3 separate regions of the Mus musculus genome follow, and regions 1 and 3 are each linked to region 2. A link is a loop called in an ENCODE intact Hi-C map of the cell type or tissue named here. Cell type or tissue: gastrocnemius. All regions are shown on one strand. Region 1 has its middle 9.7 kb from the start of Nuak1. Region 2 has its middle 8.5 kb from the start of Gm40726. Region 3 holds the start of Nuak1 (NUAK family, SNF1-like kinase, 1).

What was found. A loop is a pair of places that touch in the nucleus more often than their neighbours do. Peaks named below come from ENCODE experiments on the same cell type or tissue, not always from the same donor. Only the 100,000 strongest peaks of a DNase experiment are listed, where the experiment ranks them.
Region 1: a loop joins it to region 2, with 5 times the contacts of the local background. A loop is called at or near these places in 5 of 42 quality-filtered maps.
Region 3: a loop joins it to region 2, with 2.8 times the contacts of the local background. A loop is called at or near these places in 20 of 42 quality-filtered maps.

The regions. Positions count from the first base shown.
Region 1 is chr10:84,447,879-84,452,878 of GRCm38, forward strand. No RefSeq gene overlaps it. Among named protein-coding and RNA genes, the nearest start is that of Nuak1, 9.7 kb to the left of the region's middle. In gastrocnemius, a CTCF peak has its summit at 3,041 (motif pointing left); DNase peaks (open chromatin) are centred at 2,139, 3,020 and 4,220; H3K27ac peaks cover 1,997 bases.
Region 2 is chr10:84,017,478-84,022,477 of GRCm38, forward strand. No RefSeq gene overlaps it. Among named protein-coding and RNA genes, the nearest start is that of Gm40726, 8.5 kb to the right of the region's middle. In gastrocnemius, CTCF peaks have their summits at 2,128 (motif pointing left) and 2,984; DNase peaks (open chromatin) are centred at 2,126 and 2,986; H3K27ac peaks cover 1,527 bases.
Region 3 is chr10:84,437,894-84,442,893 of GRCm38, forward strand. Nuak1 (NUAK family, SNF1-like kinase, 1) reads right to left here and starts at 2,775. Exons shown (of 7, transcript NM_001004363.2): 1 at 2,222-2,775. The coding sequence starts at 2,464. In gastrocnemius, CTCF peaks have their summits at 311 (motif pointing left) and 2,694; DNase peaks (open chromatin) are centred at 15, 331, 738, 1,515 and 5 more places; H3K4me3 peaks cover 4,370 bases; H3K27ac peaks cover 5,000 bases.

The DNA of each region.
Region 1 (5,000 bases), 430 kb after region 2:
CAGCCTTAAAAGGAAAAGGAACACCTTTTGATATTGTGTCTGATATTAGCAGATATCCCAAAATACTACTTCAATATTTAATGCATTAAGGTTGCTAATTGGTGAAATAGTTTACATTCTTTTTTATGCTGTCTTCTAAAATCGATTGTGTATACCAAGGTCATTTCAGGGCTAATGTTCAGTGGTTGCACTGGAATATGACCCTATGAAAGCAAGGAACTTACATTTACCAGACAATGTTAGGTGGCTTCTGGTTTGTTTCATTTAAATATTAGCTTTTATATAAAATTTTAGCTCACTATTTTATATATAAATAATACATTTTATTCTACATAGTAAATAATGCATATTTATCTTATATGATTCTGTAATATATACAATTGTATTGTATATTATAGAAAAATTATACATTTTATACTTATATAAATATATATATATATATATATATATATATATATATATATATATATATGTTCTTGTGTCGTGTAGCCACATCTTAAGAACTCAGTAGCTACAAGTAGCTAGTGGTTATCAGATGTCCAAATACAGATGTATGATGTCTTATTCTTATTTCCAGCAGGAGCATAGATCTGACTAGTACTAATTGGTTTCCTTACATTGTTTGGTGAATGGATGGATGGATGGACAGGCAGATGGATGGATGGACTGACAGATGAACAGATGGACAGACAGGAAGATGGATAGATGGGAGTGATATATAGATTGATAGATGGGAGGAGTCAATAAATGGGTAAAAGGAGTGGATACATTTATTTTTATTTCCTTCATAAATTATTACTGTATTGCCTATCCCAGAAATGTATAAGCCAGGCAAAGAGGTGAAGACAAATTCCAGGAAAGATGGATCTACAGAAATCTCCACTGGGTTGAAATCTGAGCATTTGGCCTGGACAGTTTGTTAGGGACTGGGTTCTGCCCTCTGATCCACTCAGCTCAGTGACTCAGCCTTCCCTAGATGTCAGGCTTTGTTCCTTCCTGCCCAGGATTTCATCCCTTCCCCCTTACTATCCCCATCTCCCTGCCATCCCCCTCCTCCTACCATTCCCCCACCCATCCTCCCACCTCTCCCTGCCATCCCCCTCTCCCTACCATCCCCTGTGCCTACCATCCCCCTCTCTCTACCATCCCCCTCTCTACCACCCCTTCTCCTTACCATGTCCCCCTCTCCCTGCCATCCCCCACTCCCTACTATCCCCCTCTCCCTGCCATCCCCCTCTCCCTGCCATCCCCCCTCTCCTTACCATCCCCCTCCCCCAACCGTGTCCCCCCCCCATCCTTTGCCATGCTGTCTGCATAGAGAGGGGATCTTGACAGTATTGCTTCTCTACATGAGCCCCTGGTGCATAGTCCAAGCTCGATAATTAATAATTTGTAGAATGAATAAAGGAGCAAATGCATGGTTTAAGTTCCAATTCCTAATTCTATGATCCAGGAAGTGGCTGACCTTCACATTTCTTGTCCAGAAAATAGCTATAGCAGTAGCATGCCCTAGAGGTGGCAGAGGTAATCCAATACGCTTCATAATCACTTCATGGGGCTAATTAAGGTATATAGTGTATAGTAATGACTAGGTAAGCATTGACAAAATAGTACTTGCCACTATAATAAAGTTACTATTAGAGTTTTTTTCTACAGATCCATGACCACCATGTGAAGCAGTGACAACTTCCCAGGTAATTTTATCCCAAACAAACAAAAAAAGTAGGTCAGGAAAAATAGGCTCAGACGTGGCTTTCCTCCACACTTGCCCGAAGTTGTTTACCTGGGCTGTTTTTGTTTGTATTTGTTAGCCATGGGAGACAGGCCTCCCAGCCCCAATCGGCCAAGATCCATGGCGTCTCTGTGTCAGGCCCTGCATCCGATATGTTTACAGTCACCAGGGACTAAGGCCTTCAAAATGGGCACGAGAGGGAGGACATTCCAGGCCGGTCATCTGAGAGCCAGTGATGATGACAAAACTCTAGGCCCACCTGCTCAGGGAGAAGTCACTGGGGCCTGAGGTGGCCTGAGCCTGGCAGCTGAGCCTGAGCAGAGCCAGGCTCTCCAGGGGCCAGCTGGCTGGAACTGTGCTAGATGCTCTCCTAGCAGATGAGGCACAAGCCCCAGATTCCTCTTCAGGGCCTGCGTCCTGGATCCCGCTCCTGACCTCACCCTTTGAAGCCAGGCACTTATCCAATCTGCCCCGTGCTGCGTGGGGCATGGACACCCCTGCCCATTCATGCATCTAACCTATAGTAGGAGTATCGGTAGTGATGTTTATCGAGGTGGCAACCTGGATGAAGAGACAGGATGGATCTCTGCCCCCTGGGGGTTTCTGACACCTCCACTGGGGTTGTATTTTACAGTTTACAGGACACCTTACTACCAGTGATCTCTTAATACTCGTAATGGTATCTGACTGGGGATTTGGTATTTTTATCTTCCCTGCTTGTCACAGAGAAGCAATGAGAGTGAGAGGCCACGCTGAGGTCTTACAGCTTACAAATAAGCAGCCAGGACCCAGTTACTTCCCTGTCACATGACAGTTAGACATACATCTCTCTCACAGTCATAGAAAAGTGTTCTCAGCCCTCAGGAAGAGCTCACGGGCCATCGAATTGTATAATAGTGACTCCCAAAGAAACTGCAGGACAGATGGGAACAGCTGAGAAACTTCCAGAAATGTGCTGGAGACCCTTGTCCCACCCATCTGGCCTTCCCTGTTTCCTTCAATACAAGTGCTTAAGGTTCATGAAACCTCTGACCTCACAGCACAGAGTGCCCAAATTAGCAGGCAGTGAATAACAACAAAAACAAAAAACAACACACACACACACACACACACACACACACACACAAACCCTGAAAGCTCACACTCGGATAAGCAACACATGCCCCTACCACAGGCCCACCACAATCTATCCAGCCTGCCCCCATTACAAAGTCTCCACCGCTTCAAGCCCGAATTCTCTCAGAGAAGTACTCAGCCGCCTTTACCCGGACAAATGTCTTCCCACAGCGCCACCCAGTGGCTACGTCTTTTTACAACGTGAATTCCCAATTGCAGCGAGAAGAGAGATGATTCACTTTCCTGAGTCCAGACTTAAAACAATAATCAGGAATGAGAGGGCAAACTAGGATGAGTGGAAATTCAGCCGAAACCCAGAGGTGTGATGTCCTCAGGGCAGGGGGCAGGTAAGGTGGGCTCCCCCCCAACAGTTACAGTTGTTAAGAGGGTTCACTACCTAACTATGCTAATAAACAAACAAACAAACAAACAAACAAACTGGTGATCTCTTTGCTAGGAGAGGGGATAAGAGATCAAACAGGAACAATCTTTGCTGATTTCAATAGGATTTCAGAGGAAGAAACAAAAATGTACAGGAATCTAGCCAGGAGCGTCTGTGCCTGCTCCCAAGCTCGGGACACAGGTGTGCATAGACTCACAGAGCCCATGTATGTGTCTATCACAGGGAGGGGGAAAATGTTCACATCCTGTGACAGAGGCTCAAAGAACTTGTGAAACCAGGAAGATGTGTTGAAATGGTGAGACTGGTATGAAGTGAAGGGGGCCACATCCATCACTAACTGACCTTCAAGGTCAGAGCACTAACTACCAAATTGGTAGAGTGGTAAGTTTAAAAAAAATTAGATATACTTAAAACATCCACCAACAGTGCAGGAGTGTATGTGGAATGTCCACTGTTAGATCAGAGCCAAGTTAGAGTCAGGGTCTGCTAACACTTCCCACCATGATGCTAACACAAGCTGTTCAGGCTTCAGTTGTCCCTTCTAAAAGCAGGGATCTTAATAAACCCTGGTGAGAGCAGTCCAGTTTGGGTTCCCAATATCCTTTTTATAATAAATTAGAATACAATGAGTGTTCAACCTCTAGTTTAGAATACTATGAGCCAGAAAAAAACAAGGGACAGGACAGAAGGCTCAGCCTGGCCCCACCTGGTTCCTGCCTTTGCAAAGAGAGCAGCTGTCTTACCCTACTGTTCTTTTTTAAAAGAGGTTGATCGGATTCTTGGGGCCTTTGCTTTCCTAGAAGTGCACTCTGGGAAATCAAAGTTTCCATGGAGTATTTCTACCCAGAAGTCCTTTCTTCCTTGCTCTGCTCTCACTCTGACCACCTTAATTAACGTCAGCTCAGTCTTCAGAGCCAGATCCAGCCACACCTAGAAGACACACACAGCAGGGGGCCGAGTAGACTCTGACCCCAGAGATCAAGTCTCCAGGGTGAATAGGAGAGGCCATTCATCTGTGGGTACAACCTCAGGTAGTCCAGGAGAAGAGGAAAGAACCTCTTACTGAAGCAGGAGGCTGAGCAACCTCTCCATCCACACTAGCCCAGCACAGCAGCGATCCAGAGTTTGGATCCCTCAGTACCTTAATGGCCCAGAAGAACTCACCAAAATGCCTGGGCCACAGCTATACCACACCTGCGTATTTACCCAAAGGGCTCTTAGTCAGTATATCTTAGAAACCTGCCATCCGTGCTTCTGCTGCACCCTTCACAAAAGTTATGGACCAACTAGCACAACAGAGACATAGGTAAAGAAAGCTGGAGCCTTGGCCTCATGGTTAAGAGCTCTTGTTATTTGTATGTGTGTGTGTGTGTGTGTGTGTGTGTGTGTGTGTTTGCTGACAATTTCTTTTTTAATATTATTATTTTTTTAATTAGGTATTTTCTTCGTTTGCATTTCCAATGCTACCTCAAAAGTCCCCCAAACCCTCCCCCCAATTCCCCTCCCTCCCCACTCCCACTTCTTGGCCCTGGCGTTCCCCTGTACTGAGGCATATAAAGTTTGCAAGACCAATGGGCCTCTCTTTCCACTGATGGTCGACTAGGTCATCTTCTGATACATATGCTGCTAGAGACACGAGCTCGGGGGGTACTGGTTAGTTCATATTGTTGTTCCACCTAGAGGGTTGCAGACCCCTTTAGCTCCTTGGGTACTTTCTCTAGCTCCTCCATTGGGGACCCCGTGTTCCAT
Region 2 (5,000 bases):
GGGCCTTTCAATTGCTAAGAAGGTGAGTCCGCTCTGGGCCTCTTGGGATTTTGCAGCCAGAAACAGAGGAGGGCAGGGTTAAGACCTTGGCCAGCATTTCAATTTCAGTTGGCTCATCTGAGATGGAGAAGTCCACTTGGCAATGACATAGAAGGTCCCTCTCTAGCTACTGTGTAATCTGGGTGAACAATGGACAGCAAATGCATGCATTTTGCATCATGTATAGAAAGTCTAGCAAGGGGCAGAGGGTGTCAAAGCTATGATTGTTACTGAAGATGCATAAGAAAAGAGATTGTTTTCCTGAAAATTACAGAGGAGGGAAATGGGGCACATTGCTAAATATATATTCAAAATAGCCTGCTTTTCATAAACTGGCTGGACCTTTTTTTTTTTTTTTTTGCCTGAGACCATCAACCCATTTTCTCCTACTACGTTTGTTCCAAATGCAGATTCCTGGGTCAAGCCCCATGCCATCACATAGCGCTGAGAAGCTGTGCTAGATTGGAATTGGGAGCACTGAATACCGAGACCATACAAATGCCATCCATGCATAGATTCCTTAAACATAGAAGCACTCAGTAAAACCTGGGCAATTAAGTGGACTGAAAGATGAATCATGTCTGTCTTACAGAGGGCAGGGCAAGTTTTGTTTTTCCTTACTGCACCCCTTTGGTGGTAAGTTGCTCCCCCTTTCTCTCCTTTTAGTATTATCTTAAGAGTCATTGTCACCTGTCTTTGCCACAGGGGTTTACTGAGCCCCAGAGAAGTAGGCCTGGGATTCTCTTCCTTCCAGAGAGAAGTTTGGCCTCCACTTGGGATAAATTCACAAAGCACCGGTGGAATTGGGGTCAGGAAAAATTGGTATTTTTCTAATGTTCTCCATGTGGTATTCTCTGGGGCAAACTTGAGACTGGTAATATGGATCTCTCTAAACATCCCAGCACTAAGCACAAAAGCTGGGAATTGATTTATAGAGCAAGACTATTAGAGGATATTAAAATATAATATACATACAAATCAAAGTTCTATATAGTTTTTAAGGTACTAACCTTCTAAGGACATACATAAAATCCCAAAGAGGAAGAAATAGGAGAGGGGTAGGTGTGAAAACAGGGTAAATTAAGGGAATATATAATAAGCTAAGTGAGTTCTTGCAGAGACATCACAGCAGTGAACAAAGGTTTGGGGCTCAGAAGCACCAGAATAGAATAGAACCAGACAGTTGTATCTACCAGGCAGCAAAACTGATCTGAGCCTCATCTTTCCTAACAGCAGTAAGGTTTAGATTGTATTTAGAGTGTGAGCCTATGAACCTGGGTCATACAACTAGTAAGCAACAGAGCTGGAGGCAGAACCCACCATCATGGTCAAAGCCCAGAATCTCGCTGCTCCGTTAGTTTGTTCTCTTGGTTCTTGGGCACCTCCTAAAGGGAGAGATTCTGCCCTTCCAATACCTTGTAACCACAAATCGCTCTGTACCGTGGCTCAATAGCAGTCAACTCGTGTTTCATTCTATCCTTTGCCAAAGATAGGAACAATCAATGTCCTGAGCCCAAGGCAGTCAAAAGTCTACGTACATTTCACTTTCCCAACGCAGAAACTTGTAAGACCCACCTCGTTTTCCTGGTTAGGACCATCAGTGCTTGTGTGAGTCTAGGAACAGAAAGATGCCTCATATCACTGAGATACTTAAAAGATGACTGGTCCCAGGGAAGTGGAGGAGTAGGAGGGTTGGGGTGGGTAGGAGGAAGTAGAAGTGGAGCAGGGAGAGTAGAAGGGATTAGGGGAGGGGAGAAGGGACTAGGGGGAGGGGAGAAGGGACTAGGGGGAGGGGAGAAGGGGCCAGGGGGAGGGGAAAGGCTAGGGGAGGAGTCTCAGACTTCTTCATTTAAGACTTAAGTATGGGGGCAGCTTTTTGATTAACTTCATCTCCGTGTCTCACATCGTCTCTCTCTGCAACTACTTTTAGGAGCTTCTGAAATTAATTATAACCATGTATTTACTGAGGCAGGCACCTACTGTCTCTAAGAGGCAAAGGAGGTAACCTGAGCAAGATTTCCCAACCAGGAAGCAGTGAGTCCGCGAGACTTAGAGGATGCTCCGCTTACAGCCCGAGTTGGCGCCCTCTGGAGGACAATTAATTCCAACTGTTCCTCTTTGCTTCGCAGGCCTGAGTGTCCAGGTAGCGTTCTTCACTTCAGAAGCCTCATTGCTCCCTCATCAATGTGTGCTCTTTCAGGGATGCACAAATATAGAAAGAACAGATGAAGTTAACTCAGGCTGGGTCTTTGTATTGGTAGTACGTGGAGCTGCTTCCGTGGGAAAAACCGGCAAAGCACCAGGAACCTCCTATTCTTAAGCCGTTCTCTCACCACAGGGTCTGAAGTTGCCCTGCTGGCTTATGGAGTGAAATGCTGTGTTAAAACACAAGTCACCAATCTTGGGGGCTGTGGGAAAATAATGATGGCTCCTCAAAGTTGCACATATTTCAACTCGAAAACTGAAAGTACAGGTTCTTGCATTCTGGTAACAATAGATGGACAGAGAGTGGTGGCCAGAATTCCACATTCTAACAGTTGCTTTAGGAGGTTATTCTGATGCTAATGTCCCCTACACGCCATTTGGAGGAACCCTGTATTAATGAGAACTTCAATTTCAGTAGGGGAGACTCTCATCCTGGATGTCAGCTCAGTCTACAGCGGCAGAGAGTTCATGAAGGGCTGTAGTGACTCAGACTTGACCTTGACCTCTGTCCATTTCAGAGCTGTGTTCCTAGCTCAGGGCAGTGTAACTCAGGAAGTCCGCCTGCAGACGTGCCTTGAGGGTGGCAAAAACTTTTCCCTGACACTATATCTCAGTGTTATGGGCTCACTGAAGATCAGGTAGAAAGAGAAAAGTCGTACTTAGTGTTCTAACAGCATTGCATTTTAAGCCATTGTTAGATCCTTCCAAGGTCTTGTGTAATACACCACGGCGTCACATGGGGGCGCTGCAACGAGTCAACAAGAGCAAACTTCTCAGCAGATGTGGAAGCAGGGCGTGTTCAGGAAAAGCTCTTGTTTTTAGTTTCATGGAGCTTCCAGTTGTGTGTGCACTGCAGTTCATGCTCAGTATACATGTATCTGTGCATGCACATACATTTCTGCATGCCTGTACTTATGTACATTGCACATATGGGAGCTGAGCGGGCAGGGCAGTAGGCAGGAGCAAAAGTCGATCGGAGACCGAAAGGGAAGAAGTTTACAATAGCCCCCCTCAGACCAGAGGTCACCTTCTTGATGATTTTTAAAGACAGTTTTCTGCGTTGTCTCCTGCCGGTTTTCAGTCTCCGAGACAGGAGAGGCCTGTCGGAGAGCATCCCTTGGCTCCATGATACCGGAGAGTGGCTTGGCAGTGTGACACATCTCTCCAGCTTTGCTTTGCAGAGTTCATTTGATCTGACCTTAAGGAACCCGGGCCTCACCATCTTCCTTCACAGACTGATGATGGTTCAGGCACCCCTCTCCACAGCTGCCCTGTGAGGTCCAGACCCTAGAAAAAGCAACCCCAGTTGCATGTCAGTCACAAAAACGGGGATCAAAAGAATCAATGGGCATGTGTGTGTGTGTGGGGGCTTGGTTGTCTAAGGATTAGATGGGAGCTGCAAGAAGCCTGATTTTAGCTTCTGCTAGCTAGTTGAATCATACTGGGAATTAGGTTTGTTTTCCCCCTCCCCAGCCTTCTCTCTTCTCACCTCTTTTCAGGGTAAACGGTTAATGGGCTGTTGGGCCATTTCGAGTCCCTCCTTGTGGGTGCATGACAGGAAACATACCTTTGCCCCCATTCACACACAAAAGTCTACTTGGAAGGCTGAAGGGCTTAGGCGAAGCCCTTATGACATCGGGTGAGTGATGAGGGGAGTTGTCCCTGCGGCAAGGGCAGTGATGTCATTAGGAAGGCATTCAGACCTCTGGGCCTAGGGGCCACACTGTGGGATCAGATGACTTGCTCTGAAATGGTTCAATTTACAGTGCTCAGGTATCTAGCTTGTGATGTTTCACTGGCAGTGCAAATGCAGACCCAAGCTGCCCCAGGTGTCTCTCTGACCTCACCCCTTCACACACCTACATGCGCACACACACACATACACACATGCATGTGCCCATGCATAGACCCTTTTAACCTAAGGCCCTGGATCATAACAACAGAAAGAATGAGTCCAAGGCCATGGGCTGGCATCTTAGAGCTGGTCCTGAAACCTGTTTAAGGACACTGTGCTATGAAGAGTTCGCTCCACAGTGGGAAGTTCAGCTGGATCGGCTGGGCTAGCGGTACTGATGAGAGACTTTTCTCAAGCCTGTGGAAGATTCAGTTGGGACGCTGTAGCAGGGTAGTTTCAAGCTTGGATGTGTAGCCCTCAAGAGAGTCTTTTTCCAGCCTCCTGAGAGTTAACTCAGACGCATGCTCCTGGGGGGAGACAGAACAGATGTGTGTGTGTGTGTGTGTGTGTGTGTGCTTGTGCACGTGCATGCACACACAGGCACAAATGCAGGAGTACAGGTACACATGAACCATGACCCCTGTGTGGAGGCTAAAAGTACAACTTCAAGTCTTAGGCTTTGCCTTTCACCTTGTTTGAAACAGGGTCTCTAGATTCACCTCCTACTCTCCTGTAGAAGAACTAGGATTACAGAACAGTAGTTCTCAACCTGTGGGTCACACGACCCCTTTGGAGGGGTCGAATGCCCTCTTTGTGGAGGTCATTGGGAAACACAGATATTTACATTACGATTCATAACAGTAACAAAATCACTAACATCACAAAAATCGTAACAGTAGCAAAAGTTATAAAGCAGCAACAAAAATAATTTCATGGTTGTGGGATCAGCACAACATGAGGAAATAACTGTATGGTAGGATGCCAGCATTAGGAAGGTTGAGAGCTACTAGCTAACTATAGACTTTCACATTATGTATCTGGCTTTTATTTGGGTTCTGGGGATTTGAACCCAGGTCCTTGT
Region 3 (5,000 bases), 420 kb after region 2:
TTCTTGCCCCGCCCCCAGACCTCAGGTTCCAATCTGTTAAAAAGGGAGGGTTCACTAGAGGGTCTTGCTAACGTTTTTCAACTTAGCTCTCAAGTAGAAAACAAACCCATGGAGAAGTGAAGCCGTTTGGTAACTCTCAGTTCCTGGGCCTGTATTCTACTGACAGCTTCAAAATCTTTACATAATTTTTTGAATAAAACAAGAGATTTCGCTGAAATTAATAGCACAATGGGAGGGAGGGTGAACCAGACAATAACAGCTGACTGACTGGTCTTGCAGAGGAGAAATGAGCCTCTGTCGTTCTCTGGGCGCCCCCTAGTGGCCATGAGGCTAAATCCTGGCAGAATGTTTCCAGACACCCACCAAAGAGGAAGGCAGGCGCCTGCCTACCAATGCAAGTCTAACCCAGCCTGCGGATCAGACAGCTAGAAGAACGCCTGCCTGACTGGAAGCCACAATGGAGCTCAGCGGCCAAGCATATGCCACAAAGATTCCAAGCCTGGCTGAGCTGTCTCACAAGCACTTAGGTGTGAGAATGTGAGGGTCCCCACCACAGATTCCAGGCCTGCCCTCCCTGCTCCGACCCCTCACCTTCTCACATCTTCAACCTGCACCTCAGACAGCGCCTGTTTTTCATTATCCTGCTTTCCAACTTACCAGCACGATTCTTCATCAGCTATTAAGACAACCAGGGAAAGGAGCTACACTAAGTTTCCGCTTATTCAACGTCCAGCCTGGGGAGTGTCACCTCGGGAAGAAACGCATGAATGAGCGTGCTGCTCAGGCTCTTCATCTGCAGATAATCTCTCCAACACACACACACACACACACACACACACACACACACAGAATTCTCAGTCTAGAAAGCAAAGGGCACCTGCGCAATTATCATAAAATTCATGTATGGCAGAGAAGTTTATTTTAAGAACACAAATCCCTATCTCCAACTCATTGATAACAGACGTTTTAAAGATGATAACGCAAGTCAGCGTGGGCAGTGAGTCTGAGAAGCGGAGGGGCTCTGCAGCTGGCCACATAGTTGAGATTACAAGAGCAAACCTTGCTGACCGCAATCAGTTTCCACAGAACTATCTCTATATAAATAAAAAAGAAATACTACCAACACACTGACAGTTCGCTTTGCCCTCCCTGTAGCTACTGGTTAGGTTTATAAGCAACAGCATCCTCCCCCAGTCCCCCAGTACCCCGAAAAACTGCACACACGAGAAGCGTCATAGTTTCTGACTTTGGCCCTAAATCGATTAAAGTACATCTGATATGCTTTAAATCAAAGAACCATGTGCATTTCTGCCATACACCACACAAACTCTTTCTGCAAGAGTCAGTCACTTTGAACCCAACTCTAGCCACAACCAGTGTGGATTTCAAGGGCCTGTTCTGCAGAGGGGGAACCGACAACAATCCAAAACTGGGACAATACTGAGCCCCCGAGGCACCTGGCAGAGCTTCAGCTGTATCGGGTGCGGCCGGCCAGACCCCTTGAACAATTTAAGTAGTCCTGAAGCCAGGACCTGGTAAGGCAAGCGAGCCTGCTGCAAATCAACTCTGGGACTGAATGGCCACCCCTGCCAGGGACATGTCATGCTTGCCAGAGGCGGGAATGCAAGCTGTCAAGAAACCTCAGACATTCAGTAGAAGCTTTTAGGTTTGATAGACAGGAGGAGTCTGTCTTTTGCAGCAAGAGCAGCATCAGGGTAAGCAAGCATCCCAGTGGAAAGGAGAAGTGGGACTGCAGGTAGATGGGAAAGAAGCGGGGGTCCTGAGCAACTACAGGACACCACACTTTCGAGCCCAGCTTCATGGCTGATAATGTAGGTCTTTTTGGAGTTTGTACAAATAAGGAACTCCCGGACAAGGTCTGAAGGTGTGTCTTTGGGGAAGACCCCATGTTCTCAAAGCTGCAAAATGTGAATCCTAAACACTACTTTGCTAGCTGGGGTAAAAAATAAAAAAATAAAAAAGGTGGGGTGAGAGAAGCCCCCAAAATATGTGCAGACAAGATGTAACAAGTGTTTTCGGAGATATACACCTGAGTCACGGGGTGCTGAAAGGAAAGTGAGGAGTCTGACTGGGGGCTTCTGCTGAAACCTTTCTAGAGAAGGGAGCCCCGGTGGCGTGGTGCCCCCAGACCGTCTCCCCGCCCCCATCTTGGGCCACCAGGGAACCAGCTCGAACCCCTCCAGGAATTTCCCTTACTCACCACTCGGCCTGAAAACCTCTCGGTGGCTCTCTTGACTTTGCCGTAGGTACCTTTGCCCAGGGTCTCTTGCAGCTCATAGCGATGCTTCAAGTTGTGTTTGTGGTGATGTCGCTTCACCCCGTGCGGCTTCCTGGGCTCCACTGGGGCTGCAGTCGCCCCGGCCACCGCCTCCAGCGGAGAGCCCGGCAAGCCGGTCTCTACAGCAGGGCCATCCCCTGCCGCGGACACTGCCGCCCCTTCCATGACCAAGCGCAGGGCGAGCCGAGTTGGAGAGGGCAGGTCCCGGCACAGGGGCTCGGGGTGGTCCCCACCGAGGGAAACCGGGGTGCGTTCAAGGTCGCCCCCGCAGCAGCATTGCTGAGACGACCCGACCTGGCTCTGGCTGCCGCTGGGGCACTAGCGGCGGCGGCGGCGGCGACTGCACATCTGGCGTCCCGGGCGCGCACGCTCGGCGCACCGCCCCCTGGCCAGCCGCGGCAATCTGCGGAGCGTCCGGCGAGGTGGCAGCGATGTCAGGGGAGGCGGTGGTGTTGGCGAGAAGGAGGGGAGAGGGTGGCTCCGCGCGCTGGAGAGGAGTGTTATGTGGGGCGCCGCGCCCCCCGCCCCCGCGCCGGGAGGACGCGCAGACGGGGCGGGGCGAGAGGGGAACGCGGGGCGGGCGCCCGGGTGTCCCCACCTCCGCGCCGGGCCACCGAGCAGGGAGGGGGCGGGGTGCGTGTCGTTGTTCACTCTTTGTGCGGCGCGGCGCAGGCCGGGGCGGCGGCCCGGCTGCTTTGTCCTCGCCGGGTGGGGACGCAAGGTCCCGGGTGGGTCGAGGTGGAGGGGTTGGGGATCGTCAGTGCTCTTGTCCCCTCCCCGAGCGTCCCGCACTCACCCTCCGGAACTACTGCGGGCCGTCCGCAGCTAGCTTGGGCCGATCGGCCTCGGATAAAGGTCGCAGGTCCCCGAGGCCGCAGAGGCGACAACGCACAGAGCCAGGCTCACGCTCTGTGGCCCGGGGCTGTAGCCTCCTGGGCCACCCTTCTTCATGTTTGTTATGGTGTGGCGGAGGCCGCCAGGCTCGCTGGAGCAGGGGGAGGCTGGGTTGAAAGGAGGCCCAGCGGTGTTGGGTTACCGGCGGTGAGTCACAGTCCCCTCCAGCCGCCGAGGCCCTGCAGGCCCCCAGCTCCGGCACGGTCAGGGCAGGGCCCTCCTGGAGCAACCGCGGAGCCTGGAAAGTCCCCGAGAGGGATGCTTCGGAACCCCGGCTCTCTCAGGGAGAAAGGCGGAGTCAGGAACGAAGGGAGGCTCGAAGGAGGAACCCGGCCCTTCTCCAGGGCTCCGATCTCCCGGTAAAGTTCGGGAGTCCAACAGGGACCAACACCTAAGAGGAGGGAAGTGGGGGCCTGGATGGAGCTGGGTCCCCTGAGCTGCCCAGCGCCATTGGAAAGACCCCTTTCCGACAAACCAAGGCTCTGAGATAAGCCTAGGCCTTGGCCTGCTGAGCAGTTCCTTGTCCAAGCCAGAGGCCACTTGCAGGCCTCTTGACCCCCTCAGGCGATGGGAATTTTCCTTTGACTAAAACGGCCAGATCTCACCCCACCAGGTGAAGGTCAGGCAGGAAGGCCTCCCAGCAAGGCTGCCCTGGTTCTCCTGAGATGAAGGGAGGAAAAATAAGACATGAAAAAATTAAAGGTATCTTGAGAAATTTTTTAAAGTAATTTCACATAAATTACATTGTTCCACACTAGGGTGGGAAGACCGACCAGGAAGAGCATCTGGTGTAGTCTCCAAGTACTGGCACTTCCTTCTGCAGCCCTCAGGTTCCTCCCGCCCTCCAAATTCCTTCTGACTTCACTCTTGTCTACTTCTCACCTTACACTGGACTCTAGCAACAGCCTGTCTTCTCGAGACGCCCCTCGCCCCCACCCCTGTTGTCAGAGTCATGGCCTGAAACACACCCATTGTCGGCCCTCACTCCTCCGCTCAGTTCTGGACTTGATAATGGTCTTATCTCCAAACTTTATTTACTTATCTTACTGATGCCTGAAACCCTCGGCCGGTCCCTGCCTACCTTAAAAGCACTCACATAAGACAAAAAAACGCAAAGACCATGCCCCAGTCTATTCGTTCCACTAGCCCTTTCAGGGACACCCTCTCCTTCCCCTCCCCCTCCCCATTCCCCATCCTGAAACTGTAGGCAGCTTTTAAATGGTCTGTAGACATCCCTGCATGTAGATTGAGAGACAAGTTGGTGGCCTGCAGGGAGAGCTCCCACCCCCACCGGATTGGTTGGATGACTTAATCTCTTAAGACTTTCATTTGTTCTTCAAATATGCATTAGTGGGTCTAATTGGTTTTAGTTTTTGGTTTGGATTTCAGGTAAATAGATTGTCTCTACATTAGTAATTAAAATGCCAAGTGTTCTGGTCCCTTCCCTCCCCCAGCATGTGGTAGGAAACTATTACCCCACTGCCCCCTTCAGGGTCATATCTGGCTATATAACTTGCCTCGGTTGAAAGATTCCATGCAGGTACCACAATCACTGTGTCTTCCACCTGGGAACTTAGTTACAGAGTAAAGTGCCTTGTCCCATGTCCTCATCTTGACAAGCAGTGCACAGTGGGCTCAGGCTGAGACTCCCTGTAAAGGGAACAAGAAAGTCCCCCAGGAAGATTGGACTGGAAAAGCAGCCTGGGCAAATATTCTTTTGATGTGTTCAGCCAGGAAGATGATAGATGTTTGATTTGGCGGATGACCTGTTCGGGCAGGGTCACTCTCAAGTGCAGGGTCTTCGTCC